Regions from separate parts of the Mus musculus genome. Here all the other regions are linked to region 1. The links are chromatin loops, found by intact Hi-C in ENCODE. Cell type or tissue: left cerebral cortex. All regions are shown on one strand. Region 1 holds the start of Pappa (pregnancy-associated plasma protein A). Region 2 has its middle 87 kb from the start of Gm23950. Region 3 overlaps Astn2 (astrotactin 2). Region 4 overlaps Astn2 (astrotactin 2).

Region 1 (8,000 bases):
GATTCAACTAGGGGAGGGGGGGGAACCGACCAGATTCTCCGGGGAACAGCTTCCAGGCTTTCTGGGGCTACATGGCAGTCGTGCCGTTTATTTATTAATTTATCTACTTACTGTTTTGTTTTTGTTTTTTTCTTTCTTCCGTTTTGTGAGGAATGTTATTTCCACGCATAAAATGAACCAGGCATTTTATAGGAGCAATAATAACCTAGCATCACCGATCCAATGAAAGTATTTTACTGCAACAATTGTGCGAGTCGATTACGTACACGTAAGTCTTCCAGAGACCAGGAAGGGAGAAAGACCTTGGTCTGAAACACTTAGAAGCCTGTGCAAATGCAAATGCAATCCCGTGAGACAAAGATTTGTATGCATGTATATATTAAATGCACCCACTATCTTTACAACCCCGGGCTTTCCTCTCTTGGGGGATCCCTTCCGAATCATCCACACAACAGGTAGAGCAGCAAAACCAAACCTACCCATCTCTTAACCACTTTCAAGCAGCAAACCGCTGTGCTTTGAAAGTGAAAACACTCAGACACACTCAGACACACACAAACACACACACACACACACACACACACACACACACACAGAGAGAGAGAGAGAGAGAGAGAGAGAGAGAGAGAGAGAGAGACCTGAATTATCATCATCTTCATGACTATTTTGAATCTTGTCTCTCGTTACATGTTGTACCCTCCTCTGGCTGACAAGGGTTTGGGAGCTGAAAGTGAATGCGCTCCGTTTCCCTCTCCTTTTCGGAGGGAGGGGGTGGTGGTAGCGATGACGTCAGTTTTGTGTGTGTGTGTGTGTGTGTGTGTGTGTGTGTAGTCGTTCTCACTCTCCTTTGGTAGCTGGGAAGTGGGAGCTTTGAGGATACATTTGAGTGGCATAGTAGCAGAGTTTGGGTTCCCTGAAGGGGACTTCGGTAAATGGGAGAGTCGGTGCAGTGTTCAGAAAGGTTTATGCCAAGGCAAAACAGCCGCAGACTGCCTGAGAGCGGTGTGTAAGGGGTGGGATCACGAAACCCTCTACTCGCTCCCAGGTTGCAGCGAAGGGGGAACCCCTAATATAGCTTTAAGGCGTCCCAGGACACGGCAAGGTTGTTTATGCAGTGAGGGAATCTCCCAGACAGAAGAGGCAAAACTTTCCTTCTCTCCTGCGCCGCCCCCTCCACCACCCCTCGTTTTATTAAAGGCATTTCCACAGATTCATTTAGAAGGGAAAATGAATGTTGAGGCGTTTGGAAGGTTTGCAGCCCTCGCAAAGTGTCCGGTTTCACTATGGGCTTTGCTGTGGAGCAGCGAAGGGGAGAGAGGGAGGGTGAGGAGGGAGATCTTAAATCTAGTATGGGCTCATAAAAGTCCCCAAAGAGAAAAGCGCCCCATTTCTCAGCCGAGTCTGGGGTAGGCTGTCAGAGGTGCGCTAAGAAGGTCTGACCCAGCGGTGAATGACAGGCAACGGGCTTTAAAAGCAAGGACCCAGAGAGGCAGTGTGGGTGGCTATGGTGGTGGTGGTGGTTCCCAGAGGCAAGCTTCGGGCAGAGAGCAACTTTGGGGTAGTTATAGGACTTCTAAGTCTGGCAATCAAAACTACCTGCCCCATGCCTACTTTGAGGGTAGCCAGGCTACTGGAGAATTGCGTCTATGGAAAAGTAAAGAGAAATGAACCGTTTCCTACACTTCTTTCACACGCAACCCATCTGGGTCCTGTACCCTTTTCTCCCATACCCGGACAGAGTCTCTCTGTACATCCCCAGCACCACTTAAGTATTCTGGGTTCCCGGGGGATCAGCTATATCCCTAGCTCCTGGTCTTGGACCGGCGAGGAGCTCCCGAGTGCAGCTCCCCAGAGGCCGGGCAGCATCCTTTCTCAGCGCGCCCATTCCGCAGATGGGTTAAAGAGAGTCTCTCTTCCTTACTCCCTGTGCTGCTCCCGGGACGGCTCCCGCAGACCCACCCGCCACCTGCACCCCAGACATCCGCAAGAACCCAGGAGGGGCCTGCAGAGACCCGCAGGGTGGTCCGCCAGACAGGGGGGACCCCTTTCTCCTTACCTGTGATCACTGCTGGAGACTTCTGGCCACCCTCGGCTCGCAGCCACACTTGCAGTGTAAAGGCGTCGCGGGGTAGCTCCAGGTCGGCCCGGAGGCGCAGCTGCTCCCCTCGCCCGCTGAAATAGAGCGCCCGGCTAGGCGGGCTCGGCTCCTCGGCGCCCCTCGCCGCCCGCTGCTGCCGCCGCCGGGGGACGCGCACGGCTTCCCAGGCACCGCCCGGAGGCGGCGGCGGCGAGGCGCGGCGACCGCGGGCCGCCCGGGTGGCGCAGGTGGCCGGTCCAGCGGCGGGGCGCGGGGGGCGCACGGCCCGAGGGTCTCTTCGGACCCGGCGGGGGCGCTCGGCCAGCCCGCAGCCCAGCGCGGCGCTCAGCAGCCCCAGGCGCAGCACCCAACTCCAGAGCCGCATGTCCGACGGTCCCCCCCGCCCCCCCTGCGCCCCTGCACCGCCGCCCGGAGCTGCCAGCTTTAGCTCGCACTACTATTTGCCTCCTTTCTCGTGCGAGCCCCCCTTCCACTTGCTTTTTTCTTTTCTTTCTCGCTTTCCTCCTCAAGGTGTGTGCTCCACTCCCCCCACCTTTCAAAAATACAGTCCAACTCCTCCTGGTTGGCAATTAATTTCTCTCCCCGCTCCTTTATCTGCCTTATCCCCCCTTCTAACAGCTGGATGCCTTCCTCCTTGTTTTATTTCATTTTATTTTATATATTTCTAGCTCTTAAAAAAAATCTCCTCTAACACACTGGTCGGCTGAATTCCCTCCCTCCCCCCAAGATGCTCTCATTTATTTATTTTTTGCGTCCTTTATAACACAAGCCACAGCCCCCTTCTCCCCCCCGCCCCCTCCCCTCCCTCCTTCTTCACGAAATGAAAGGAAAGAGGGGGAAAAAATCCCTTAGAAGACGAGTAAACAAGCGTGTGCTAATCTGTTCGCCAGCACTCCACCTTCCCAATTGAATGAGTCCCTGTTCAAACTGCGGGGATCATGACCAATCAATCGGTTTGGAGAGGCCGATCCACCCAGCCTTCCTCTACTTTGCCGTTTGTCTCCTTTCCTTCGGTTCAGCTTCTCCACCCCCTCTTTCTTCTTCTACTTCTTCTGTTTTTAAGAAGACAATCTTAAAGTAACAATTTAATGAAATTCTGTACACACCCCCTTACGGTCCTCCCTGCTCTTCGCATTCCGACTCAAAACACACGTTCTGGTTTGTTTTGTTTTGCTTTGCTCCCTTTACCCCCGCCCCTTATTTTTATTTTTTATTTTGCCTCGTGGCGGGAGAGAAAAATCTGTCTTTCAGGGTCTCATTTGCCCTTTGCTGTTACATGTCTCTCTTTTCACAATACACAAAGCGTTGAAACTTGATTTTCAGATTCTTTTTCATCTTCTCTGCCTCCCTCCCTCTTTCTTTCATTCTCCCACTTTTCTTCTTGTTCTCTGTCCCCCTCCCTTCACCTCCCTCTCCCATTTTTCTCCTCCTTGCTCTCTCTGTCTCTTTTGCCTTTCTCCTTCTCCTCTCACCACATTTTCTTAAAGTTATACTGTAGTAAGTTGGTTCTCTCTTCCCTGAGACCCCAATGCTAACCTTCGCGCTTCAGCATACCAAAGTCAATTCCCAAATCCGTATAGATTGAACAGAGCATCAGAGAACTGTTTGCAGGGCATCTCCCTTGGAGATACAGTGGACCAGTGCTATGTCCCCCATCATTGCCCCTGAACAATCCTACATCATTCAGTTGACTGTTAGATATACTTTTTGTTGAATATAAATGGTAGGAAAATATGAATTTACCCAATTTCAGCTTAAAAACAATCCAAGTTCTCCTAATGTTGGCCAAGCACAGGTAAGCAGGTAACAGTCTGCTGCCCCTGTGGCTCTACGTTTTGAACTGAAATATATATATATATATATTCATTCCTTTCCCCCTCTTTATGGAACTCAAAAGCTCCCCCTTATGGCAAAACAGCTCTCTTTCCCTCGAGTGTTTAATAAGTCAAAATGGGTTAGCCATGGTGGTTTAAATTTATTAGTTCTTTGCTAGCCTGTCCAAATAGTATCTCTATAAAAAGATGTCATTCCAGGTAGAATTTATGGTGGAAAACTGAGGTGAAGTTGACGCTACTAATTATTGACTTGCTCTCCCGTGGTGTTCCTATCCTACGGGCTGTTCCAGATCCTTCCTCAGAGTTAGGATCTTTGCTACATGCTCCAGGGAGGAACAGAACCATCGGAGCATATTTGCTGGTAAACAGATAAAGATTTGTAAGATGACAGATGACTCAGATCTCCACCCACCCCACCCCCCATAAAAGCTGAAATGTGGTAAGCAGGAATCATGGCACTATTCTGCAAACCAGCTATCCCAGATTTCTGTCCTCCTGGTCAGGGAAGAACTTGCTATGTAGCATCAGGCTAAGAGTTCTGGAACTCAAGGTCTCTACGTATAAAGAGATGCCCATCTTCCATCCTCCATTCTATAGAGACCTGATGGAAAGAAAAAAAAAATACTGTGCATAATGCCATAGGTTAAAAACTTACCCCCTACCCCACAAATCTCTCACGGTCTACAACTTTGATTCACCTATACAAACTAGGATGTAGTCCTCAAAGAAGGAAAAAGATGGGGGGTGAATTGCATAAACACTGTCATTCAGTACTTCCCCCCCATGATATTTGGAACACCACCCCCCACCCCCGCAAATAATATTTGGAACATGACTACTGCTCATTTCAGTTATGACAATTAGGTATTTGGAGACTGTATTTCCAGAGGCTTTTAAGCCATTGTGTACAATAATTTTAGTATTTGTAGACATTTAGAATTTCATCCACTTTCCAACCAGGAATGAAATAGGAGGCACATCAATTTCCAATGCACATGCACTCACCTGGTCTTCCTCTGAACCATTTCACTGTAACCTTCCATTCAGACCTCTTTACAGTGAGAGTGTATACTTTACAGCTTATTCTGAGTACAAAACCTCCTGAACTGTAGATTTTCTCTATGAGCACCATGTACTCCTCTGTTCCCATCAAAGTCAAAGTGCTCCTTAGGTCCCTAAATAAAAAAATTTCTTCCCCTCTGGAAGTGGAGGAAGGAAAGAATAGACATTATAGGTTGTTTTGCTCTTTGACCCCAATCCCTAAATGCATTGAGAATGTTTGCTAAAGCCTTTTACTGACATATTACTAAATGTATAATTACTGGGCAGCTAGATGGTACAGTAGGTAAAAGGTCAAGTCGGCTAACCTGAGTGGAATTCCTGGGACCCACAATGGTGAAAGAAGACTCAACTCTTGCGACTCTAGTGTTTTATCTGCCACATATAAACCATGGAGTCCACCACCCTCAGCAAATAAATAAGTAAAATAAAATTTTAACCATATAACTACCATTTCCCCTCGCCTGTCTTGGAGGCTACTCTTACTCTGTGCGCACATGGATTTGCTTGTTTTTATGCTGGAGTCTCATGGATGAATCGCACACTGTGCATGATAGGCCATTCAAAGCAATGGCTTACACATGGCCTCTGTATTGGCTTACATTTTAAATAATGATTCATCATGTAGTGCTCTCCTGTTAATTAATCATGTAGTCTCTTGTGGATTTTTTTTCTCATTTTTATCTTTCCATTTCTCCCCCTTTTAAGTACCAGAAACTGAATTCAGTGCTTCCCACATGATAGCTCTGCTAGTACTCTACTGCGGGGATAGTAGATCCCATTTAGTCTTGTCATAGCTACCCAGTCCCTGGTTCCCTTCTCAGGGCCTCCTAAAGTTTCTGAGGAAACTTTTGGTACCAAACCCCTTCTTACTCTGTACTTTTAATCCTTGGAACAAACTCCCTCAACGTGCATCTTGTCTGGAAGTAATTGAAAGCTCTCTATGTAATCCAGAAGTCTACAGTGTTCTGGAAGTTAGAGTAACACTTTTGAGACATAAGTGCGTTTGAATGGGTAAATTGTGGCCCAAAGTACTGGTTTCAGAGACACCATGACCTGTGTTCCTAAGACCTTCAGCAAGTTGTTAGCTTTCGGTTCTTAGTGGCTATACCGTGGTGCTATCGTGAGGATTAAATTATTGTATTGTGTGACATAGTGGTAGCTGCTCAGTAGAGGGTTGCCCATATTTCTTTCTGTAGATTTAAATCTAACAACCACTGGGCTTCTCTTTCCACTTTCCTTTACAGCCAGGACACAATCTTTTTACTCCCAGACAGTAAATTATTCTCATCTTGGAATTTCTAAGGCAGTATTATCTTCTTGTAGAACTTGTGAGATAGGATCGTGTATTGTTATCAATGTCCTGTTTAGGTCTTCCTGCCCAGATTAGGAAGTATCAAGGGCAAGAACTTCCAAGGGTCAATCCAGTCACCTGCTTAGAGAACTTTAACTAGGCACACAGGCCCCTGAAGGGCTCCCTCCTCTGGGCTCTCCTAAAACTTCTACTGAATTTCTACCAGCATGTCCCCAATGCTTGGTTGCAAGTGTGCAAGAGTCCTGGGAGTCTCCAATGTTCAAAGTATTTATCCTGTACTTTCTCAAACATGGAGCTCAGTGCTCCTTTGCTCATGTAACTCCTTGTTTAAATCACTGATGGAAACAAAAAAGAATATAACCCAGCTTATTCTGTAGTGCCACTCATTATTCCATAAAGACACTAGGTTCATGAGAAATATCGAATCTAACTTCCCCCATCCACAGTGATGTTTACTAGCTTTTCAACGGAGATAACATAGATACAGACTATGGGATGAAGTAAAAAGAGTTCAGCAACCATTCTCTTAACACCTTATACTTATAGTAAGTTTGAAGTAAATTACTTTTATTGGAGTCTTCCCCGGAAATACTTATAGCAGGCCTGCAGAGGAAGTTAAATGGGATGGGGGTGGGGGTGGTGGAGGGGGGAGGGAGTGGGTTGTGAAGAGGACAGAGATGAAGAGAGAGAGAGAGAGAGAGAGAGAGAGGCACAGAGAGGGAGGGAGGGAGGGAGGGAGGGAGGGAGGGAGGGAGGGAGGTAAAGAAGTAAAAACTGGATAGTTGAGTGCATTTTTCATCCAGGTGTAACATTGTATACCAAGTTCAGAGACCTCAGAACTGTTGTCCTGCTTTTAAATCTCAATTTTCATTTGTCCACTCTTCATAGGGTTACTAGGAGATGAACTAAGACTGTCATGGCTATCATGTAGCATTCTGCTGTGTGTTGGCATGTCAGTGAAGACTCTGCACACACCAGCTTCCTCATCGTTGCGCCAACAGTAGCTGAATTGCATTGTGTGACATGCATGCAGTAGTGAGATGTTTTCACAGAGTTCTGGCAGTGATAATGACTTTCCCTTACCGAGTGCCTACTGCATGTCACTTAAAATAATAATGATTATAATATATTCACTAAAAGGTTTTTTTACTCTTTACAAGATTAAGGGTAGCTATGAATTCAGTTTAATTTAATTGCTCAGGAGATTACTTATCAATTCTATTTTCTTGAATTTCATTAAAAAATAAAATTTGTGTCAGACCAATATAATTTGAATATCTCCAAGATCTTTATTAAAATATTATTTAAATTACTGTTAGTACTGTTCTTAGCTCAGCATAACATGGAAAGGGGTTTAGTGATCATAGTGTGTGTACCATGTACAGGTCAAAAAAATGGGTGGAGGGACCTAATTTGTGTGGATGTGGACTTTGAAGGCCTGATGCGTTTCCTATTTTCATTCTTGAACTATTTTTGATGAGAAATGAGTGTCTATAGAATCATCTGAACCCGCTTTTAGTTCTTCATGCTAGTTTACAAGAAGCTGAAACAGAAATTCCTAGATTCCAACCCTAGTCATTTGGCTTATACAGAAAAATACCCATTCATTGCTTCTCTCAGGTACCTAGAATATTTATTAAGCTGAGAATTAAAGTTGAAGGTGGAAACCACTGATTAGCAGTTAAGTTTAGCT
Region 2 (8,000 bases), 590 kb after region 1:
CAGGAGACTGGGCAGACTTCTTTATCCTAACTCCTAAGCATGGCATATGCCATCTTTCATAATGAAGCCCTTTGTAACTGAGAAAAGTTGTCTTTTCATTCATTGGGTCTTCCTCCAGGTTCTCTTCTCAAATTCTTTCCAGCTCCACTTTGGAGAACACTTAGTAAATATCTACTAAATTAGTAGAAGTTGTACAGCTGAGTCCTTAGTTCATCTCTGCCTTCCCCTGACCGGAGGGGTCTTGAGGGGCAGAGTTAGGAAAGATTTGGGACACTTTATATACTTGGATAGATTTTAAACTGTAAACAGCTATCAACATGTGGCTTTTCTATGTCATCTACTTTAATTTTTGACAATACCCTTCCAGTTTGGTCTTGATGTACCACACTAATTCTAAGCACTATAATTCTTAGCAACTTATTATCCATCACCTACCATTTGCTAAAGATAATAACAGGATCTAGAGTTACAAAGATGCTTAAGATTTAATTCTTTTCCCGAGGGGCATTCTGTGTCATGGGGAATCAGGCAAGGAGGAAGGTAACTGTAACACATTGCTGTTACTGCAATGAAAGATGATAGATGGGGCTGAGAAGATAGTTTAGTTTGGAGAGTGTTTGTCAAGCATTCATAAGACCATGGTTTAGTCTCTTGCACAGAATCTACCTAGTGTGGCAGTACACATCTGTAATCCCAACACCAGGAACATGGAGGCAGGACAACCAGGATTTAGGATACCTAAAATTCAAAGATGGACTGGACTTCAGGAGCCTCTGTCTCAAATCAAACAAGACAAATAAGTATAGGAAACTAAAAATTTTCAGAAACGAAGTGAAGTTATGCATAATGATTTTTAGTTTGGTGAGATTTTACAGCACTGAACTGGAAGATGCTAAAATAGTTAACATGTATGTATGCAGAGGGGTAGCCTTTTTGATAAAAAAAATAAACTAGATGGTATTTTAGAGAGAATGCAATTGAAGTGGGCACTGTTTCCAAACTAAATGACATCAAGGTGTAGGTCACATTAAAGAAAAGTAGGTCACCTCACACTACCCCATGGCGTCATCTATAAGAATATTTCCACTCTTTCCTGGCTTGGGTTTCTTAGATGTAAAAGTGATGGTTAGATGAGACAATCATGGTTCTTCCTTCCAAGCTTGAGTATCCTGTAGGACCATGAAATAGAGTATGTACTCTTCTTCCTCTCACAGCATTTACTGCCGGGCTGGGCCCAGGATTGCGGGTAGAGAGAGGGAAGAGACAGGTTTGTTTTCTATGCTCGATCTCTGGACTTTGGAGAAAGATGAAATTCAGAAGCTTTGAAAAAGGAGAAATAGAATGAGATTTTCTGTTAATACCACTATGTCTCTTGTAGAAATAGACAATGACTTGATACTAGAAATCAGAAGGATGAAGCTGAAGCTCTAACTTTGTTTGTTTGTTTGTTTGTTTCTATGTTGTTTGTTTTGAGACCGGATCTTACCAATTTGTTCCGTCTGTTCTAAGCCTTGCAGTCAATCATCCAGCATCAGCTTCTGCAGTACTTGAGATTTCAGGTGTGTGCCCAAGTGTGTCTGTCTCTAAGATTTGACATGTTAAATGAGAAGCTTGTGGACTCATAGTGTTTCATTTGATTTCTGGAGGCTCTGTTTTCTTCTAAAAAATGGAATACATAACCTGTTCTCTGTTACTGAGCTATCCGGAATATGAAGCAAAGGTCATACTTGGCAAAATAGAAGAGTCTATACAAAGTTCACTGTTGACATCATCATTATGTCTTATGTCTTAACCAAATGGATACATATAGGCATGCATGATAGACAATAGTTGGTATCAGGAATCAACAAATCAACTGAAATACTGTGTGCTCTGTCAGCAGCTGTGGGAATCTACTCTGAATTCACTGTCCTCTTTGAAAGAACAAGGAGCAAAAGCCAGGTAGGATGGCGGGCTTCTGAAAGCACAACTATATATCTCCAAAGCATACTAACCATTTCCAACTCACACCAGAGCAAAGAGGATCTTGTCTGTAGAAGGGCATTTGCTGGGGAATTTAAGGAAGGTAACCAAGGCTCCAGAGTCCACGGTGAAAGTTTAAGAAGAATTTATACAAGTATATGATTTCCCAAATCTAGGATTTATGTGCAGATTTATGTCTGTGGACATAGAAAGTATTTTTTTGGTTGTTTTTTTTTTGTTTTTGTTTTTCACATGGCAAAAGCTAAATCAAATGAAAGCTAGAATCTCATCACCATCTAGTGGGTGTCTGGGGCTAGTGCATACACTGTGGGAGACAAACGGAGCGTCTGATTAAGAAAGCAAGCTTTTGGCTTTTATACAGGGGTTGCTAAGGCCACAGCACCCAGCTGAAGGAACTGTCCTTTCGCTGTCTGGTAGTCAGCAGGGGTCATGTAGCCTATCAGGGCTGAAGAGACAGGGAGGAGACACAAGATCAAGAAAACATTTATTTCCCTTGGCCAAACTGTTTTATTTTTTGTTGTTGTTTTTGTTGTTTTTTAATTAGATATTTTCTTCATTTACATTTCAAATGTTATCCCCAAAGTCCCCTATACCCGCCCCCCCCCCGCCCCCACTGTGCTCCTCTACCCACCCACTCCCGCTTCCTGGCCCTGGCATTCCCCTGTATTGGGGCATATGATCTTTGTAAGACCAAGGACCTCTCCTCCCATTGATGGCCGACTAGGCCATCCTCTGTTACATATGCAACTAGAGACACAATTCTGTGGGGTACTGGTTAGTTCACATTGTTGATCCTCCTATAGGGTTGCCAACCCCTTTAGCTCCTTGGGTACTTTCTCTAGCTCCTTCTTTAGGGGCCCTGTGTTCCATCCAATAGATGACTGTGAACATCCACTTCTGTATTTGCCAGGCACTGGCATAGCCTCACAAGAGAGAGCTATATCAGGGTCCTGTCAGCAAAATCTTGTTGGCATATGCAATAGTGTCTGGGTTTAGTGGTTGTATATGGGATTGATCCCCAGGTGGGGAAGTATTATTTTTTAAAATCAAACATTTAGTTTTAAAGCCTGAGCTCTGATCAACTTGCTAGCTCTTGGTTATATGTCCAGTCAAATGAAGATGATAGTGCTGCATTAGAGGACTGGGGACAATATTGTGTTATAGTGTTAGTCTGAAGTTATTTACAAGAGTGTCAGATATGGGAAATACTTACCATTGATAGTTGTCACTGTGCCATCAGCTGCTTCCCACCCTGCCAGCTCCCTTGCATACTAACACAGAAATATTTTACTCTTTTTTCTTTCTCTATGAGTATGTTAGTATGTTTGCCTATGTCCGTAGGTAGAGGCCAAAAGACATCATCAGACATTGTTCATTGGCTTATTTACTTAATTATTTTTGAGCAGGTTCTCTCATTCACCTGATATCATCAAATAAAATAGTCTGGCTGGCCAGAAGCCCCAATAATCTGACTGTTTCTATATTCCTATAGCTTGGGTTAAAAACTTAAACCACCATACCAGGCATTTTAAAAAATTATAATTACAGCATCCCTTCTTTCCTTTCCCTTCCTCCAATATAGATGTATAGGGACATATATGCATGTATTTCCCTATACACACACACATACCTAAATATAACAAACTTTGTCTGTATGTTTCTTGCATGTACGTTTTTAGGCCTGATCTGTTGGAGCTAGATGGCCACCTGCATCACTCCCAGCTTTCTTCAGTTGCACCCAGTATCTTATTCCGTGTAAGTTCTGAGACTCAAACTCAGTCCCTCATCCTTGCAAGGCAAGCACTTTAAATGAGCTATCTCTCTAGCTCTTTTTTTTTTTCAAGGAAAAAAAGTACATAGGCAAATGTGGATTAGTGACAACTCCAAATTCATGTAACTGGAAGAGGACAGAACTGGGGCTTCAGTATGCTTGATGTACTACAAAACTGTCATTTATCCTACTGTGAGGTCAAAGACAATAGAGAGGTAGTCTTTCTTTTTCTCCCCCAAACCTAGTTTTCTTTTGAGGTACACTTTTGTGCTGTGATGCCCCTAGATTTGCATGTGAACTATTTTCTTCGAACTTCGAACATGAAAACTAGACATCTTCTCAGTCATTGAAAAGATAGTAGAGTAGAAACTTGGCAAGAGAAATGATCTACCAAATCAAGCAATTCATCAGAAAGCTATAAGTCAACGGAATTTCTTTCTATTGTTTGCATCTACTCAGTTTATTTATAGTTTCCTTCTACTTGTCAAGTGTGTTTTATTTATATCTACATTTGAGGAGTTGTATGTTCCTTTAAGTAAAGAAGTCTGCACTTTTAAAGGTTCTCGGCTCCTTTAATTGTGATTTATTCTTCTGTCCATAGAGGGAGGGAAGAATAGTTTTGTTGATAGCAAACACTTTGATCTCTTTTCCCTTGGTGAAGAGTTATGTGTCTCCTTAGAGCTGAAGGAAACAGTGGTTGAATCCTAAGAGAGTCCTTTTTCATGAGGGTCGGCTACTTTACTATTAGATTTAAAAATGGGAAACCACTAGACAACGATAGAGAAAGAAAGTTAAAGGTTATCTCCGTTCTAAAGACGAAAGGACACAGTGCCCAATCATGATTGTTTGCTCAGGTTAGGAACACAACAATCGCCAACTTCCCCAGCTCCCAAACCACCAATGAAGCTATCTACTCTGCTCCAGTGTTTTGGGTATAGACCATGGAGACTTAATTCTCCAATGTAAGGAAGATGCTCTTAATGGTGGTTGGCTCCCTCTACTGGGCATTTTCCCTTTGAGCAGGAAAACACTTGAGATTTCAACTCTCAAAATGAAAACTTTTTCAGAGAGGAAACTAGAAAGGGGATAGCATTTGAAATGAAAATGAAGAAAATATCTAATTTTAAAAAAAGATGTAAAAAGGATGCCTTTCAACCAGGAGAACCTAGTGCAGGCATCCATGTATTCTCAGAAGACAGTGACAAAAGCAAGCATGTTATGATTTTCTAACTTGCTTATTTTCTGGGGTTTGCAAGGCATTTGCTCTATGATACATGTTAAAAGAAAACTGAAGAATTTTACTGAAAGACACACTTATATACATAGATTTCTGGTGATACAATTTGCAACATACTGATATAGTATTTATTTTGATATTTTAAAGATTATTTTTGCACTTTAAAGATAAAAAAAAAAAACTGAAGTCTCCAGGACAGTTTTAATGCAATTATCTTATGGATTCTTATGTAAAATGGTCTTTGAAACTATGAATGAAGATAGAGCATTATTAGCCTCTGTACTTGCATAAAATCTGGTTAATTATATATCCAAGCCATGGTATACTATAATATGAATAAGAACTAAAGTTGTATTAAGTCAATTTTAATGACTTTCCATTACAGAATAATCTCACCTACTCTATGTAGTATACTAAACCTTCCATAAACTTGTTTCTATATTAAGTACTTCTTGGTTAAAGGTTGTAGAGCAAAAGATAGGGTATTTCTTATTCATTTATGGCTGAATTCTTATTCCCTAGATATCAAGCATAAGACTGAGTCATTCCTATCCATTATTTTTGCACCTCTGTCTACCTCTTGCTTGCTTGCTTGCTTGCTTGCTTGCTTGCTTGCTTGCTTGCTTGCTTGCTTGCTTGTTTGCTTGCTTGCTTGCTTGATGCTTGATGCTTGCTTGCTTGCTTGCTTGCTTGCTTGCTTGCTTGCTTGCTTGATGCTTGATGCTTGCTTGCTTGCTTGCTTGCTTGCTTGCTTGCTTGCTTGCTTGCTTGCTGCTTGCTTGCTCCCTCACTCTCTGGACTTTCCTGCACTCCCTAAAGAGCTGTGTTGTACATCCTTCCTGTGCAATTTCCTTGACTCTAGCCTTCTCTAGCTCTATTTTGAGAGCTCTCTGGAGAATTGCTTTCATTCTTTGGACATCCATGCATGATTGTACTACAAGTCTTTGAGTTAAGGTATTTTCTTCCTTCAGGAAAACTTTCTGAACAGGGCCTAAAGACTACTTATTTTTGCATATTACTTGACCCACATAAGTTATGCCAAAAATAAATCAGTAATTCCTCATTCTAAAAGAAATGTAGCCATGGTAAGGTAAATTTTCCCTTACCTTCAGGTACTAAATCAATGGCAATAGCAACTTCTTCTTTTCCTTGACAATATTTGCTGATGTCAACTTTCATTCTACAGTAAACGATGGATTCTCTAACACAATCCAGATATAGTCTCCTCAATCTATGACATGGAAAGGATTCATTTTACAGATCTTCAAACTATCACTCCAAGTCTCCTGTTGGTAGCTGAGTGGGAAGGTAACATGTAGTGTTACCAAAAAGAAATGTTCAAACCTTATAACAAACAACTTTCTGTCTAACTGTCGCAACTCAGTATAGGTCCACTATTCTTTCATGTCATCATTTCTGGAGGTTGTCAACAAGGGAGGAGTGTTGTAAGTTATCAGACAAGGACTGTTGCTTCTTCTATGTAATGGTACAACTTCTTAGTCTTAGAACCCTTCTCTGGAGTCATTGCATTTAACGCCAGACAATGGAAAGGGGAGTGTATAAAGGTTAACTTGAAAGATTTAGAGGCTAAGCTTTGAAGTAGCATTCATAACTTCTCATGTTCCTTACATACTGTCAATCAATTGCAATGAAAGTTGAGAAAGACAGCTTAGTTGCATCTTCAAAATGAAAAGAAACTGTGTTAAGAAAATGTACTACATTGTCTCTGCTTTGGGAAGTACTTAGAATTAAACTTCCTTCTTTTTGTTGAGGCATGTTCTTATGTAGCCAGACTGATTGTGAATTCATTCTGTAATCAAATACGGCCCTGAAGTGCTGCTTTGCCCAATTCTACCTCCTGAGTACTAGGATTACATGCATGAGTCAACAACATCCCATGTTAGGCAGTGCTGGGGAGCAAACCAAGGGCTCCCTGAATGCCAAGCAAGTACTCTAACAACTGAGCTACATCTCCAGGCCTGATTCAGCCCTGATTACGTGGTGTTCATCTGATTATTGATCACTACACAGTATTATTTCAGATTCATTCCAAAGGAAGTAAGCCAAAGCCACACCAAATCATCTCATCCATCACAAGGCCAAAGATACCGTTGAATGCATGTCCATCTTCTGAGTATCTATTCAGAAAGGAAATAAAGGTGGGACACATATCTGGTCCTGGACCATTAGTAACGTTGAAAGTTCCCTGGAACATTGTAAACCCCTCTATGACATGAGAAAATTTGTTGATAGACTCTAATTCAGTTCTTGGAGCAAGGCTTCCACAAGCATCATTCTCTGTGGCTTTGGGCTCCCAGCTAGGAGATTCTTTTCTGCCCATTAAACTCTTGGTCCCATTTGAAGTGGCTGTTGAGAAATGCCCTTCTTGGGAGCTACCCAGGCATTGCAGCCCATTTCCAGGCCAAAGGTTGTTTCAAGGTTTGCCAAGCACTTGCGGGCTTTTGGATGAGGATGGAGGGGTTTTGGCAATATTGCTGCTTCAAAAACATCATGGACTTAGGATTATTTGATTCTAATCAGTTTCATGTAGCAGTGAGTACTCCCAACATTATGTTCCAGACACGGTTCTTCCATTTTCTTTGTCTCCTTTGCTTCTTCCCCGCAGGCTGACTGGTGCTCCCTCCTTGTGGCCTGCCAGCAATCTTGAGGTTATCTGCATCAATAAGTTTGGGACAGGAAGCTCTTTCAAAATGATCCTTACTGAAACAGTGACTCACACTTTTTAAAGCTAACTGTGACTATTAGCTGTCCTTTTATTGCACAAAGCTCTTTTGCTCCTTATCATTCACCTGTTTGAAATCTGAGGGTTTTATTTCCACCAATTTCTACATTCACTTAAATCCTTATTTATTTTGAATTTTCCAACTGGAAAGTTTGCTGCATAGAACATCTCTCTTTTTTTTTCTCCTACTTTAAATTTACTTTTAAAAATTAAAGTATAATGGCATATACACTTCCCTTTCCTCCTTTCAACTTTCCACCAAGGAC
Region 3 (8,000 bases), 370 kb before region 1:
AAGTGCTTCTTAGAGGATTAGTCTCCTTCCTCTTTCCATGGTCTGCACTTGCATCTGGACCCTATTCTACAGTGGTTTCCTGGACATAGGATGAGTCCTTGCAATGGAGAATGTTCAAAGTGAGGCCAAATGATGCCAAAACATAGACAGAAGAGTAAGGCCCGTTCTGTTTATTGGAATTTATAATTCCACTACTCTTTAAAATGATTCCTGGGTTGAGAAGGTCAGTATGAGGACAAGGGGCACTTAGGGGTTTTTCCTCTTCTTCCTGCTCCCTCGTTTCAGTACCCTGAGCTTTTCTCTTCCTAGTCAGAGATGTACGTAAATGAACAACTCTCTTGCATGTATTCTTCAAATTACCATCATCAACTCACTGGAAAAATCCACTCACAGTCTTCTGCTTAGCTTTGATACATGGGCCAACCATATGGGCCCACTCAGTTAATGTTTTGGATGGGAAATGATTAAGGAATCAGTTTATGGGTCCTTCTGAGGGACATCAGCCAGCTGAAATTTCTGCCCCACAGCCTCACACAATGTATTTCCTACTGGAATAGTGTTAGGGAATCGAGTTAGGGGTGATTTCTCTTCCTAAGACTCCATAATGAGCTCTACATTAATGTAACAGATATTTATGAGTTGACTACTGTGGGTCAAGCTAAGCACTTAGTTGGGATATGTTATATATAGCTTTTACTCTGACAATATATAAATCAAGACTTCATGAAAACTACAGAATTTAAGGTGCTCTGGACCCTTCCAGGTCTCTGGTCTCATTGCTCACTGGTCTTTGGAGGGAACCATTTTCTCAGCTATAACCATAGACACTAAGTTCCTTTTAAGGGTATATTATATTATCCTTTTCATCTTCCTGAACCTTGCCAATCTCCTGAATTTTTCTCAGGGTTGATTGTAGATTGTTTGAATCTTAAGCAGTAAGTCATGCATTTTTGTAATTGTTAAAATGTTCATTTGGTGGGGGGTATGCAAACAATAAAAGCAGCCAAGGAAAGTGGCATTGCTAAGAATTACAGTTTCTGGGTTGGAGAACTTTAAATGCAAGAATGGGGCATCTTTACAAGCAAGAGAGAATAAGATCAGAGCCTTAGTGTAGGACTTGGATGAGGAGAGAGAGAGAGAGAGAGAGAGAGAGAGAGAGAGAGAGAGAGAGAGAGAGAGAGAGAGAGAGAGAGAGAGAGATTAGAAGCAGAAGTCCAAAGATCTCAAAGTTGAGATTTGTAAATGTAGAAAACCACAGAGTCTGAGACAAGGGTGAGGTAGACTGAGTAGATACAGAAAGAATCAGGTTGTGTACATTACTTTGAATTCTAGGCCATGGGTCTTGATTCAGATCCTACCAAGAGGGACATTACTGAAGTTTAATGAGCAAAGATGTAACAATATGGGGCCTGTGCTAAAGACCAAAGAACCGAGATGCTGTTCAAATACATTATACATCAGGAACTTCTAAAGACTGGTTTGACTATCAATAAAGGGGCAGGTGGTCCACCCAGTCTGTAGAAACTGGCAAATATTTTAGCCTTGGTTTTGATGTCTTAAGAGGGAGGGAAAAGGAGGTGTGAAGCAGGGAAGGGGAGCTGAATCCTTTTGTTTCTTGGGAAACTAGTTTTGTTTTGTTTTGTTTTGTTTTGTTTTTTTCTTGTCTGCCCAACATATTAACTTTAGGCACAGTTCACAAGCACTTTCCACAGTGAACTGGTTATTTATCTTATCTTAAATGCAGGCAGCTTTCTTTTCACATAGCTGCAGTGGGCTCAAACTCAGGGCTGAGAACACAATGGAAGAGGTTTGAGGTGGAATTGGGAGAATAAAGAGAACAGTTAGGATCAGACTTTGTGGCTTTCCTTTGTGTATACTGCTTCCCAGTAGTATAAGGGGGAAAAAAGGGTCCTCTTGGCCCCATTTCCTTTCGTCTGCCCTCCTTCAAATGCAAGACCTGGCCATTTATAACCCGAGTACTGGCTACCACTTTACAGGTAAAGTTTTATTGGCATACAGCTTTTTCCTTTCATTTACATATTATCTGCTGTTGCTTTCATGCTACAATGGCAACACTGAGTGCTTTCATCACAGATTGTTAGGCTCACAAAGCAGAATATTTATTATCTGGTGCTTAACATTAGAAAGATGTTGGCCTTTGATCTAAGGATGCTTTCTCCATGCCTCCTCTGGAAAGCTCACACTGATCATCCCAGTTCCTGCTGACTTCTCTGACCTCGGATGGACAGTGCTACTTACTAACTACTAATTAAAAACAAACAAACAAACAAACAAACAAACAGTCTTACCATATAGATGTGGCTGTCCTCAATCCATGGAGTACTCAGGGTTGACCTTGATCTAATGGTACTCCAACTACTTCAGCCTCCCAGTGTTGGGATCATAGGCATGTTCTACCTCTTCCTTTTTATATACTATTTTTCCAGTAGCATAGTCCCATTTCTTTTGACCTTCCTTCCTTCCTTCCTTCCTTCCTTCCTTCCTTCCTTCCTTCCTTCCTTCCTCCCTCCCTCCCTCCCTCCCTCCCTCCCTCCCTCCCTCCCCCCTCTCTTTCTTTCTTTCTTTCTTTCTTTCTTTCTTTCTTTCTTTCTTTCTTTCTTTCTTTCTTTCTTGTCATTCTTTCTGTCTTCCTTCCCTTCTTTTTCTCTTTTCTCTTTATCTTATCTTATCTTATCTTTCCTACTTTCTGCCCTGTCCTTTCTTTGTTGGTCTTCTGGAATAGAGTGTTGCTGTGGTGCCTGGTCTGGCCTAGAGTTAACTTTGTCTAATGCAGACTAGCCTCAAGCTTGCAACAGTCCCCTGCTTCAGCATCCTGACTGCTGGGATTATAGGCATGTGTGCCAACACATTTTTCTTTTTTTAAGTGTATGCCCTTATGGATATTTCTGGGAATTGTGTATGGTTCCTGTGGGCATATTCATATTTCAACTTTTTGGAGACAGCTATGTTCACCACTATGTCCACAACACACCTGTAAGTACTGTTTAATAGCTGTCAGTTAAGAAAGAATCTCATGAGTTCTAGAGGGAGGTTATGGCGTCCTTTTGCTTTGCCACTGCCCAGTGCTGTGACCTGGGGCAAGTCCACTTGACCTCTTTAAGTCTTTTCCCATTTGTGGTTTATCATGGTCACATAATTTCTGTTTGTGGATGTCAGTACGAAAATCTGTAGATGTAAATCAAAACAAATGAACAAAAGGAAGAAAATAGGACAATTTTTAGTAAGACAGAATGTATTTCCAAAGGATTTCTGATAGGGCAAATTACCTTCATATCTGTCATTTATGAAAGAGTGGATTCAGCGTACCATCCATTTTCTAGAAATCTATGCCATATTATCATTTTTAATGTTCTAAGACACCTCTTGAGAAAGAAATCTGCTTAACTTTATTTTACACCTGTAGTTTTAAATTTTATATGAAATGACTATCCATGTTTCATAAAAGGTAAAATTCTGGAAAATGTTTTTTGAACCAAATGGACCAAGTGGTCCTTTGGTCTGACTTATAATTGTTGTCCCAAGTTTATAGAAACAGGTCCTCTAATGTGAGCCTCGTCTCTAATCATTGGCAAAAGGAATAGAATGAAACTCAGTTTTCTCCACCTGAAATGTACTTTCAGCTTTGTTCTGCTTCTTCTAGATCTCAAATCGTAGTAAAGGGTGCTTGTGCTCAAATCTATGAAGTCATTAACCATACTGGCTGTTGGTCATCTGCCTCCGGGTGGATTTGTGTGAGTACATACATGTTTTCACAAATGACTTCACAGATAAGGCTACAAGAAACACCTTGAACAATTTCTGTCATCCCCATGACTACTCCTGTTCTCACATGTACTTTTGACCTGCTTGTGCTAAGTCACCTGAGAAATTCTTTCTGTTATCCCTTTCTACTTTCTATACCAGGAGGACTTAGTCTCATCCTTGGGTCTCTGTTGCAAAGGGGGATCAGCGCCTTGAAAAATCGCTGCTAGGAGTCTCCAAACTTGCATGAAGTCACCAGGAAATGTGGATTTTTTTTCCCACTGGTATGTGCTAGCACACATTTTTGAGGCTTCTTTTCAAAGGGCCATCTATGTTTTGAATAAGGGTCCGGGACAGTCGTTTTCTGGGCCATCTGCTCTCTGCATACATCAGTGTCTGAGTGTATGTAATAGTGCTGCCATTCTTAAGAGTGTCTGGTTTGGACAATAAATTATGTTGACCTATTCGCCTTCTAGGCTATTACTTAGTAAAGATGGAAATCTCAGGGATTATCAAGACAAGGAAGCCTAAGCCCATTTCTAGGGCCTTTTGTGAATATCATAGCCAATAGAGGGCGCTCCTGCACCACAACACTGGGTGGAAGGCTCTAGGCAGGCCCAGGGCTCAGGCAGCCAGCTGACCTTTCTCCAGGCTGTACTTGGGTTGCCAGAGCAGCCGAGGTGTCAGCTGAGAGCAGTCACAGCCTAGGGAGGAGGAGGGAAGGAGGGAGGCTGGGGCACCAGAAAGGGAGGAAGAGCTGGCAGAGAACACACTCAAACACACATTTCACTGAGACAGAGGCCCAGGGAAAGCACAGAACATGAGCACATACCTACAAACAACAAATAGAACATACCCTACTCATACTCAGCATACAAACAAGGAGATTTTGTTTGTGAGTCGCATAATACAGAAACACAATGTGAATTCAACCCATCACACACAGATGCATGCAACACCATCATCACACCCAGCTAAGCTGCAAGGACAATACGTGGATGTATACAATACATTTAAACGTGTGTAAGCACCTCTGAGGATATTCAGAGCGTGTGCAATATAGAAAGGTAAGCTAGATCATAAAGACACACAGTCTCACACACACACACACACACACACACACACACACACACACACCCCAGCACAGAAATGCAGTAGACCACAGCACACACAGACATCCAAAAGACATTAAAAGCAGAGCACACACAGATAGTGTGTATCTTTTACTCACTACACAGCAAATCCTCCAGGAATGAGACTATGGATAAACAACAGAGATGCATAAGCACAGCCACTGCCCCACAGGCAGACTGTAAAGTATACGTGCCAAATGCCATGTCAGTTCACCAAGCATGCACAGGCATGGGTAACAGATCAAAGGACACCTATCCAGGCAGCATACAGTATGTGCAACACTAAAACATACTACACAGACTAGAAGCTGCATACATTCAAAACACTCAGAATTCAATACATGTTTTGATAAGAGAACCAGGCATGAAGACGAGCAGGGGAAGTGGGTGTGTGATAGGGGAAAGATAGGGCATTTGGAGAAGATACAGGGAAGGAGGGCAGCAGCATATACAATGGTCGGCTTCTCTCTTCTCAGCTTAGGTGACATAGAACAATGATTTTAAATACTGTTATTACGGAGGCTAGACAGAGGCAGCAAGGGTGTCCTCGTAAGAATGAGCCTTAGGCTCAAGGCCAGAGCTTGAGCCTCAATCTCAGCTACAACAATGGCACCAAATCACATCTCCTATGTCTCTTCCTCCATGTCCCTGCAGCTGCCAGCTCATCTCCACAGATGTCTGCTTCAGCTCCACCCATCTCAGTTATCCTCATCAATGAGCTGTAAGGCATGTACATCTCACAGCCCACCCCCACCCCTCAGTGAGTGTGAGAGAGAAACTTTCCCAAACTTTCAGGAAATATAATTTCCATTGCTTTTTAAAAGCACCCAAAAGGAGAAACAAAACAAAACAAAACAAAGCAAACTAACAAAAAGTGAGTGCTCCCAAGAAGGCTTGTTTTGCCAAAGAAGACAGAATAGGTCAGGATGGTACAGAATTCAAGCAAATCTTGCTTATTATGTAACTAACCAAATAAAAGTCAGTTCTTGGAATCTCAGAATTTTCAGTGAAATAGATTCACATCAGCAAACTTTCTCAAACAGCCAAGAGAGGCCAGACTATTGTGGGATGCTGGAATGTAAAACTAAGAAACTGAAGTCCACCTTCCAAAGTGTGCAGCCTAGGAGAAGACAGTCCTATATAATGTAAATGTCACATGGTGGGGCTTGAGGAATAGGGAACTGTAGAACTGTGGAGAACATCCTTCTACTGATGAGGTAGGGAGGCATTAGTTAAGAATCTCATACATATACTTCTTTGGGGGCAGGATATACACACTCTCTGAATCAATATTCATAAAAAATGGGAAAATAAGGATTGCCAGTATCATACTACAGACGAAGAAGGCAAGACTACAAATGTACAGTCAGCTGTCCCAGGTGGCAGAGTTAGAAAGCCTGATTTCAACATTCCTTTGCATTTCTGCAACATGGGCATAATTAATTTTCTTCATTAGCTTTGTAAATCTTGAGCAAGATCCCACAGAAAGGGATATGATCCAAAGTAAAGAAACACCAAGGTAGAAAGCTCCAGGGAGCCCATTGGACTCTCCCACCTGGAAGAAGAATCTTTACAAAGTCAGGCCAAGCTGCAGACCTCCCAAGTACCTCAGGTTCTCACCTCTAGATCTGGCATGAGGGTGTAGCATCAGTCCTGACTGATTGCTTACATTGCTAGGCAGGCCTTCTGTCCTTGCATGATGTACCTCTTCAGCTGTCATCCTGATGCCTCCTGTGTGGGTTGTGTGTCAGGGATATGCTGCTGGCTCCTTGACTAGCTCCAGCCAGTTACAGGCATGAAAAGGAAGCTATGTCAGTACAATACATAAACAGGGCTGAGAAGATGGTTCAGCTGTTATGGTGCCTGCCATGTAAACTTGAGTATGTAAGTTTAGATCCTCAGAACCTACCAAAAAAGTAGGGCATGGCAGCATCTGTGCCTGTGGGTAGGGTCGGGTAGGAAGATTCTTGAAATACATTGACCAAGCTAGCTTAGCTGAATCTTTGACCTTCAGGGTCATTGACAGACCCGGTCCCAAAAACTGGAGGAGAAGAGCATTTAGGCAGGTCAGCTCCATTGCCCTCCTCCTTATGCGTACACGTGCACACACCACAAACACATTTCACATGCACACACATACAGACCACATTGTGGTAAACATGGATGTGGAGTGACACATAGTGGAGACAAACTTTTATCTCTAGTTACATGCCTGTTCCTTTTTTAGATCACTATATTTCTGTTGTGCAGTTTCAGGTGGCAGTAGAGTTGGAAGGAAACTCTGAGTGTATATAATTGTTTCATAGTGGGGATGGGGGGTGATTACCTTCATTTATTGCTTCTGTGCCATGTTTCAATTGATAATCATAATAGTAAACATTTATTCAACAGTATCATGCAAGGAATTATGTTATTGGTAGTTTATCAAGTAAATGTGCTGTGTTATTAAATGTCCTTGTTGGTGGGCATTGCATTTGTGACTTTTACCTGAGCATAATAAGATTCAGAGATAGCTAGTGACATGACATGAGTTCTTTAGCCGTGGGTAGCACTGATGTTCAAACTGGACCTATTAGGCTCTAGCATTTCTGGTCTAATGAAGTGTTGTATTATTTTCTTGGTCACCCTGGAAAAGAGAACAGGGACTCTCATCTCTGGGTTACAGTAAGGAAACCACTGGCCTAGAGAAGAGTGTGACAATCAAGGTCACTGAGGCAAACAAACCCCAGCTCCATACACCAGCTCCAAGGCTCTGATATGCTTCTCTTCCTGTACTTTCTGGACTAGGCTTAGCCTTGTCACTTATTTGCAGTTGGATATTATTCAAGAAAAGAGTTTCTCTTTGCCTAGAAGTGACTTTGTGGGGTACAACCATGTGCCATTCCACTGGGTTTTATCATCTCTTTCACGGTTCACCTAAATAATGTTTTTTTTGGAAAGGTGGGCATTATGCCCCTCAGCTCCATAAGTCTTGCTTAATTTAATAGTGGAAGTTTCTGTTCCATTTAGAGAGTTTACTTTCCTCAGTTGAGACTGAGCTGAGTTTCTGATTGCTTGGGGTTGAAGAGGAGCTACTCGGGGTTGTTGAAGTTGTTGTTGCCAGAG
Region 4 (8,000 bases), 470 kb before region 1:
AACATAGGTAGAGTTAATATTTTGAAGAGCAGAAAATTGTGAAAGGCTATGGTTCTACTCTAAAAGTGGCAAAGGAGTGGCAGTTGTTTCCCATTGTTCCTCTAACCCAAGCATTCCTCTGACTCCAGCAAAGGGGATGGTGGTGTTTGACCCCAGCTTCCTCTTCTTGGGTTGAGGGTAGCTGGTGTGCCTGGTGACATGCTTTCCACCTCCAAGCCTTGTTACAGCAGAATGGTATATCCAATCCAGGAAGCTAGCATCCCCAAGATCTGTTTACCCTTGACACTAAGACATCCCTCTGGTCTGCCAACCCTCTGAGTTACTGGAAGGAAAGAGAGGGTACTGGGGAATGACTAGTCTTTGAGTCCTGAGGATTGTGTTTTGAGGGCAGTGTAGGAGACTCCAGAGAGAAGGTGTGGTGCACATGCATACATACACTCAGGCTCTCTCTCTCTCTCTCTCTCTCTCTCTCTCTCTCTCTCTCTCTCTCTCTCTCTCTCTCACACACACACACACACACACACATACACACACACACAAACACACATGCACACACACACACCCTAAGAACTGATTTATCTTGAATGAACAGCAAGCACTTTGTGTGGAAATTCAATATATTAGATTTTAACAATTGTATTTTCGTTCACCTTACACTTACTTTATGCATAAAAACACATACATTTCTATTGGTTTGCCTTCTTCATGGTCACATAGAGGCCTGTAACTAGCCTATAAGTCACTTTTTTTAATGGTTTTTTTTCAAGACAGGGTTTCTCTGTATAGCCCTGGCTGTCCTGGAACTCACTTTGTAGACCAGACTGGCCTCGAACTCAGAAATCCGCCTGCCTCTGCCTCCCAAGTGCTGGGATTAAAGATGTGCGCCACCACGCCTGGCTTGTAAGTCACCTTTAATAAACTTTTTATTGATTCTTTGTGAGTTTTCCATCATGCACCCTAGTCACACTCATCTCCCTGTCCCCTCATATCTACCCTCCACCCTCGAAACCTCTTCCCTACCAAAACAAAAACAAACAAAATCAAACAAACCATAGAAAACATCTCTTCATGTAAGCTGCAGTGTGTTACACTGTATACCACAATATATCCCTCTATCCACACATCTTCACTCATTGCAACGAGTCATTGGTCTGGTTCAAGATCTTTGGCTTCTGTGACATCAATGTTGGATCATCACTGGACCTCTTCCTGGTTATCCTATTGTTGCCCCGTGTCATGGAGGTCTTGCATCTTTAGATCAGCAGGGCCAGCCCGTTCTCATGTTCTCATACCTCCACAGTTCACAGATGATGTAGATTTTGGGATGTGCAAACCCAAAGCCCTGAATCTGAGCCTGGGTAGTAGCTGAGCTGATCACCTCTGCAGCTCCCCCTTATGTGCATACCAGGATGTGCTCTCCAGCACTGCTTCTGCTAAGGTCACCCAGTGCTGCCATTGGCAGGAGGCAGGGTCAGCCCTCCTGCTCTCATGCCCTCTGGGCTGGCTTACTCACAAGCTCACCTCCACAGCCAGCTCCAATGTGTGCATAGGCAAGGTGAAGGGCCTACTCTCCTAAGTGCTGCAGCTGCGAGATGAGGGACAGGGCCAGCTCTACTGCTCTCCTGGATTTGGGGCCCGTTCTCCCACTATCACAGGTGGAGTGGGAAGAAGGGACATCACCCCCATACTACCCACTTCACCTCATGGCAGACAAGTGATGAGGCCGGCCCTTCTGTGCTCATGTCCACAGAGCTATGTCACCAGGACCATTTCTCCTGTGCTCCTCACGGGAGGTGCAGGGCCCGCTATCCTGAGTGCTTCTACTGCAAGGAGTAGCGCCAGCTCACCCACTCTTAGGACCCTGGGCTCAACTCTCCTGACTGCCTTAGGTGTAGGCGGTGAGAGGCAAGGGGGTGGAGAGCATCCCCCTGCACCCACATCAGGGCATATGTGTGTGTGTGTGTGTGTGTGTGTGTGTGTGTGTGTGTAGGGTCATCTCTCCAATACCTATGCCTTTGGGGCTGGCTCACCCTTGTCTTTGCCACTAGAGAAAGCTCCATTGTACTGCCCAGGCAAGGCACAGGTCTATTCTCTCAAGTGCTGCCTCCTGTGAGAAGTGGGGCCAGCTCTCCAGAGTGCCACAACCAGTGAGTGGCAGGCTCAGTTCTGCATAGCCTCTGGATAGCCACATGATCCCAGACCAGGGTTATTCCCAACCAAGTTTCTAGTGGTAACATGAACCACTGACAGCAACAACATCCCCTGCTGCTGTATAATTATGAATCTCAGTGGCAACAGCATCCAGTGGTGAGACTTCATCGTGGCCCCAGGCAGCAGGGCTGGCTACTCACAACCAGCTATTCCTCCTCTCTGTCACCTCTCCAGTCCCATCTCTCTTCATAATGCTTATACTGTCCTGCTTCTCTTTCTCTCCCATCTGTCAATCTTGCACATTGCAGGTGGCTCCAGCTGCAGGCAGCCACATGGCTAGTAGACCTCTGGATTAACCCCTCTGTTTATGCCAATTGGTGTGTTGGCAAGCAGGCCTCTAGTTATCTATAGCCCACCCATGTGGCATGGTAGCAGGAAGGTCTATTGATGCCTTTCCTCTCCCACACCATATGCCATGGTGATAGGTAAGCCTCTTTGTGTCTATGGCCTACTCGTGCTATGTGGGGGAGGGCAGGTCTCCGGGAGTCTTTCCTCATCATCACTGTGTTATAGCAGCTGGAAGGTCTGTGGATGTCTCCTAAGTTTACTTTTAACCCCCACTGGCATCAGCACTGTCCTGGGATACTGTGTAGTTTTCCTTGTCACTGATGTAAGCCACCTTTTATACTGAGTAGACAAAGGTGCTCTTCTACTTGAATTCAATTTCATGGATAGTAGTCTGGCAGTAGAGAATGAAAGCCCTGATCAACTGCCTTAGCTCTGAGTAATCTGAAAACAGCTTTTTAGCACATCGTCTGCCCTGCTATCTGAGAGTTTCTTTCCTTCTTATATTTAATCCATTCGGAATCCCTAATCTAGTCTTATCCCCTGTGTTTTCCTTCTCAGCATATATTCACAGATGCCTAGCTTGAAAACTATAAGTGATGGAGCAGACTGTTACTTTTTTCTTACCCTATGGTTGTATATCTCCAAATGTGGTACTGTATGGGTCTCTAAGGAAATGCTATTTTGAACTGTTATTGTTGCAGTAATTTTTACTCACGCTCCCTTGAGCCAAAGATCTCTCTCTCTCTCTCTCTCTCTCTCTCTCTCTCTCTCTCTCTCTCTCTCTCTCTCTCTCTCTCTCTCTCTCTCTCTCTCTCTTTTTCTCTGCTCCTCTTTAGTGCCCAGCAAGCTGCACTCTGTAACCACAGTTTTTTTCTGGGAAAAAGCATCCTGGGAGCAAACATCTTAAGTAGACACTAGAGGGCAGCAGGAGCTCACACATGATGTAGCTCTCAGCCTTTGACTAGTTGCACCCTTACCTTGTCTCAAGTGGCAGAAATGAATATTAGGAGCAGATGTTGACTGGTTCCTGCCTCTGGCCAAAACATTAGCCAGCAGTTAGCTGCTGGGCAGTGCCCACAGAGAGTTTGACCTTCCTCAGAAGAAAACTTCTTTCTCTGGAAGACAGGTGCCTTCTTCTAGGTTATGCTTGATTACTCTAAGCCTATAAAAGACAGCAACAAGTGCTGTTTTTGCATGATGGGATCATAGGCAGTCATAGGTATGAGCGTCTCTCATTTGATTTTCAGAACACTTGGATGAGAAATTAGAGTCTGCGTTTTACTAACATTGGGGAAGTGAAATGACTTGCCAGTAATTTTATTTGAAGTAGTTGGATTCAGTAGGTGTAGAATTGTGCTCAGTCCATGCCTGATCTCCTCAATGGGCAGAAAGAAAGCAGTTTCAGAGAAGTTCCTTATTGTTATAGCACCAAGCAGGTGTCAAGAAGAGACTTAGTGATTCATATTTGCTTCAGAAATGAGAAATGCTGGATGGAAGCCAAGAAGAGTCAAAGGGAATGGATTTGATGACACCTTTGACACACTTGTCATGGATACTCTTCTGTGAACCCTCTAGATAATAATAATAAAGCATAAGAACTATTATTATTAACATTTCAAAGCTGAGAAAATAGCATATTAGAGAGGTAAATAACTGATCAAAGTTTCCAAACTAGAAAACGGGAGCTGAATTCAAATTCAGAAAAGCCATTCTGTTGTAGCTGCCCTACTGCCTGTGCCTACACTGAGACGCTGCCAAGATGGCTTCGAGGAGAGGATCATTTGTGTGTCTACCTTGTAAACCTACAAAGTAGGTCTTCTTTTTCAGGGGCTCTACCATGCTGTTTCTATTTCTGTTTCCCAATTGTGCATACACATGGCACAAAGCACAGATACACATTTTATGAAAACCCACTCCATAATGCCCTACAGTCTCCGGGATGGAGTTTTACCTAGCTAGTTCGATAGCTTTAGCATATTAAGCAGGGGGCAGGCTTGGATATTGCTAGGCATTCAAATAGCATATCCTCTTAGTTTAAGTCTGACGCTTAGGTTGAGAATTGCCACAGTTTGGATGGCTGTCCATGTTGGCATGGCAGATAAGTTACAAATGTGGCAAGTACTGTCACAATTAGGATTTCCATTGACAGTAGAAACTGAAAGAAGTCGGTAAATGTGAGTGTGTGCGCGTGCATGCGTGCGTGCATGTGTGTGTGTGTGTGTGTGTGTGTGTGTGTGTGTGTGTGAGTGTGTGTGTGTGTGTACTGGTTTCCATACTTCTTTTAAAGTATTTAATGTGGTCAGTCACAAATCACTTAAGATCACATCTACTTGGCTATCATTTTGCACTGCTAACATGCTTTCAAGTACAGCTATACAGTCTATCTGCTATATATAACCTGACAAGTCAAATGCCCTTGCCCCTCTCAGTGGTGGCCTTGAGAGTGGGCACCGCTGACCTTCACTGGAATTCTAACCTCTTACTCTTCTACCTCCATGATCAAAACAGAAGAGAAAACTAAGGACGGCGATGGTCAGACTTTGTTTGACTCTGCCCTTTCCAGTTCCAACAGTTTTTTTTTTTTTTTTTTTAAGGAGCCCCTTTGTCATGGGTAAGTGTCTCTGCTGTGATGCCCAGTGTTAAAGATTTCTCTTCAGACTAGGGACATTGTGATTTCTCTTTGGCTGGTTGATGCAGATCCACCTTTGTTACTGGTTTTCTGGTTGGTTGTTTCATTTTAGAGGCTCTTAGGGAAGATTCAAAAAGCTTGGATGCTGTCCTTTCCTTTTGTCCATGGAAAACACAAGCAGTGTTTCAGGATCCCTGAATCCTCTGGGTGTCTCTGCCAATCCCTTTCTGCTCTTCTAACACAGGCCATTAGCATTGCTGCAGGCAAAGGTAAAGCCTGGCCTACTGTTCTTCCCACTTTCTGACAACAGGTACCAAATTCTCTAAGTAGCACTCCAAGAGATCCTTCACAGAATGTTGGGGTAGAAGTCATAGGACTTGTATGTCTGTCCTAAGATGCTAGAGACTCCAAACATGGTAATAGTTAATAGTTCTCTCAATGAAAATCTTCCTTTATGCTTTCTGGGATTTTCAGAGTTATAAACCTAATTAGAATTCATTTTTAAGTTCTGTGTCTATGGGCTTGATGTTGGGATCTCCCTTCGGTTACGTCTTGCTGTATCAATAGAAATTTCAATGTTAACATCCGGTTACAACAGCAACAATATAATTATAGCAAGCGCAGCAGCAGCAGCAAACAAGAGCAGCTCATATTGACTGAGGGAGTAGCCTGTGCCAGGTACCTCATTTAATCCTCACATGGACTTTTAGTTTATACTGTCACATATCAAGGACACGCTGAGGACCATGGGCTGAGTTAGGCTGAAACGTTCACAATGAACCATGAAGCAGACTAGACTCCAATGGCCACATTTCAGATGAGTATTTTTCCTTTGTTTCAGATTTCTGTGTGGTGTGGGCCTTGGATTAAACTGCTTCTCTCCAACAGGACACAATAACGCCTCCTAAGAGATGATTCCATTTCAGCAATTCCTGGGAGGCCACTGCTGTAAGCAAGGCCACTGTTGTAAGAAAGGCCACTCTTTATGATGTAAAAGTCTCACCCTTTTTCCTCCTCTTTTCATGTTTCTAATTTGAGCCCCCGTCATCCCCACGGAGCCTTTAAATGCCTCAAGTAAGAGCCCATTGCCAAAGCAAAGCTTGTCTGACTAGGAAGTCCTGCACCATTGCCTAGTCCTGAACAAACACCCGCGCAGCCCTGGCTCTCCCAGAAGTCCTCAGTCTGATGCCTTTGTTTTGTTTTCTGGATAAGGGCAAATGGTGCCATCACCTCCTGCCGAAAAGCTCTGGCTGCTCTCCCAACAAGGAGTTGTCATTTCAACTAAAGCTTTTTTTTTTTTTTTTTTTTTTTTTCTTTTGGTGGCAACAAAATAATACCCAGCAGGAATTTGGGAGGAGAAAAAAGAGAGTTCATTTGGCAGGTTCTCAAATGAATGGGTTGTAGTGTCATTGGAACTGAACCGGGCTTGAAACCAGACATGATCCTATTTTGGAAGCATTATTCAGAGGGATGGGAAATGTGAACAGAGGATAAGTCTCTTCAAAAATGCTCTTTATCTTTTTCCCGTTAAAGATAGACAGCCTGTTTTTCCTCAGCTCTCCTATCCTTGCCATGCAGAGGCCCACATGCAAAGCTAGAGGAGGTCAGAACACATAGAAAGTTAATCATGCTTTACCTGCTCACTTTCCTTAGAAAAGGGGAATCGTTCTTTGGGAAGAGATCATATCTCTACTGAATTCTTAATTACTTCTCATGCTTCTGACTCCAAGTCCTCACTCTTGCATTCATTGCTGCTCTGAAAATCTAGCCAGTGGCTTGGGCATACAGGCATACTAGGTATGCAACAAACATTTATTGAAAATACTTTTGAAGCCAGGCCTAATGGTAAAGAACCTTAATCCCAAGTATTTAAAGGTCTAAAATGGCAGGATTGGAATATTCAGGCCTTTCTGGATTACAAAGTAAGTTCGAGGCAAACTTGTGTAACTTGTGAGACTCAAGCTCAAAACACAAATTAAAAGGAAAAAGAAAAGCCCAGTGGCGGTGGTGGTGGTGGCATATATGGTGGTGGCAGTTGTGCACGCCTTTAATCCTACCACTTAGGGGGCAGAGGAAGTTAGCTCTCTGAGTGCAAGATGGGCCTGGTCTACGGAGTGAATTCCAGGACAACCAGGGTTATACAGAGAAACCCTGTCTCAAAAACAAACAAACAAACAAACAAACAAACATATAATCAATCAAACAAAGAGTGCTTGGGGTATATAGTTCAGTGGCAGAGTACTTGCTTACCATGAGGAAGGACCTTTAGATTAATCCCTAGACCTGGAGGCAGAGGGTAGGAGGGAGTGTGCTTAAAATCTTATCATGGATCATGAACTATGTGAGGTGGATCTGGAACATCAGCAAAAATTGATCCTGTATTTTCATTCCTGGACTTTACATTTTTGAGACAGAGGTTACAGAAGTCAGGGTGCAATACGAATCTGTAAAAAGAAACCTTAATATACATTAAAGGTATAGGAAGTTTGGGGAGATTTTTCTGAGGAATTAACATTTGAACTAAGATGTGGGTCATGAATAGAAGTCACCCGGGAGGAGATGGAAGGGAAGCATTTTGTAGGGAGACTAAGTGTGTGCCTGAACTGAGAGAAAGACATAGGGTGTATGCAAGGAACTTAAAGGTCATGGCAGCAGATAAGAGGAAAATGAGTTGGGGCACTGTAAGATTAGTCTAGAGAGGCAGCGGCTTGTCTAGACCTCATATTATATACATGGCTGAATAGTTTTGATTTCTATCTTAAGAGTAGGGAATTATCACGGAGGAGCTTAAAGCAGGAAACAGCTACATGGTTTGCCTTTTGGAAAGATGACTTTAGCCACAGGGTGGGGTTGGATCAGAAACTTAGCTTTC

The links. Peaks named below come from ENCODE experiments on the same cell type or tissue, not always from the same donor. Only the 100,000 strongest peaks of a DNase experiment are listed, where the experiment ranks them.
Region 2: a loop joins it to region 1, with 4 times the contacts of the local background. A loop is called at or near these places in 7 of 42 quality-filtered maps.
Region 3: it touches region 1 in a loop (6-fold over the local background); 22 of 42 quality-filtered maps call a loop at or near these places.
Region 4: a loop joins it to region 1, with 4 times the contacts of the local background. A loop is called at or near these places in 18 of 42 quality-filtered maps.

The regions. Positions count from the first base shown.
Region 1 is chr4:65,119,004-65,127,003 of GRCm38, reverse strand. It overlaps Pappa (pregnancy-associated plasma protein A), which reads right to left and starts at 2,830. Exons shown (of 22, transcript NM_021362.1): 1 at 2,057-2,830. The coding sequence starts at 2,462. In left cerebral cortex, CTCF peaks have their summits at 4,000 and 6,490 (motif pointing left); DNase peaks (open chromatin) are centred at 389, 883 and 3,988; H3K4me3 peaks cover 3,022 bases.
Region 2 is chr4:64,527,513-64,535,512 of GRCm38, reverse strand. No RefSeq gene overlaps it. Among named protein-coding and RNA genes, the nearest start is that of Gm23950, 87 kb to the right of the region's middle. In left cerebral cortex, CTCF peaks have their summits at 2,268 and 4,752 (motif pointing left); DNase peaks (open chromatin) are centred at 2,269 and 4,748.
Region 3 is chr4:65,493,026-65,501,025 of GRCm38, reverse strand. The region is part of intron 19 of Astn2 (astrotactin 2); the gene reads left to right. Among named protein-coding and RNA genes, the nearest start is that of Trim32, 110 kb to the left of the region's middle. In left cerebral cortex, a CTCF peak has its summit at 4,335 (motif pointing right); a DNase peak (open chromatin) is centred at 4,362.
Region 4 is chr4:65,585,453-65,593,452 of GRCm38, reverse strand. The region is part of intron 16 of Astn2 (astrotactin 2); the gene reads left to right. Among named protein-coding and RNA genes, the nearest start is that of Trim32, 16 kb to the left of the region's middle. In left cerebral cortex, a CTCF peak has its summit at 3,421 (motif pointing right); DNase peaks (open chromatin) are centred at 3,426 and 6,373.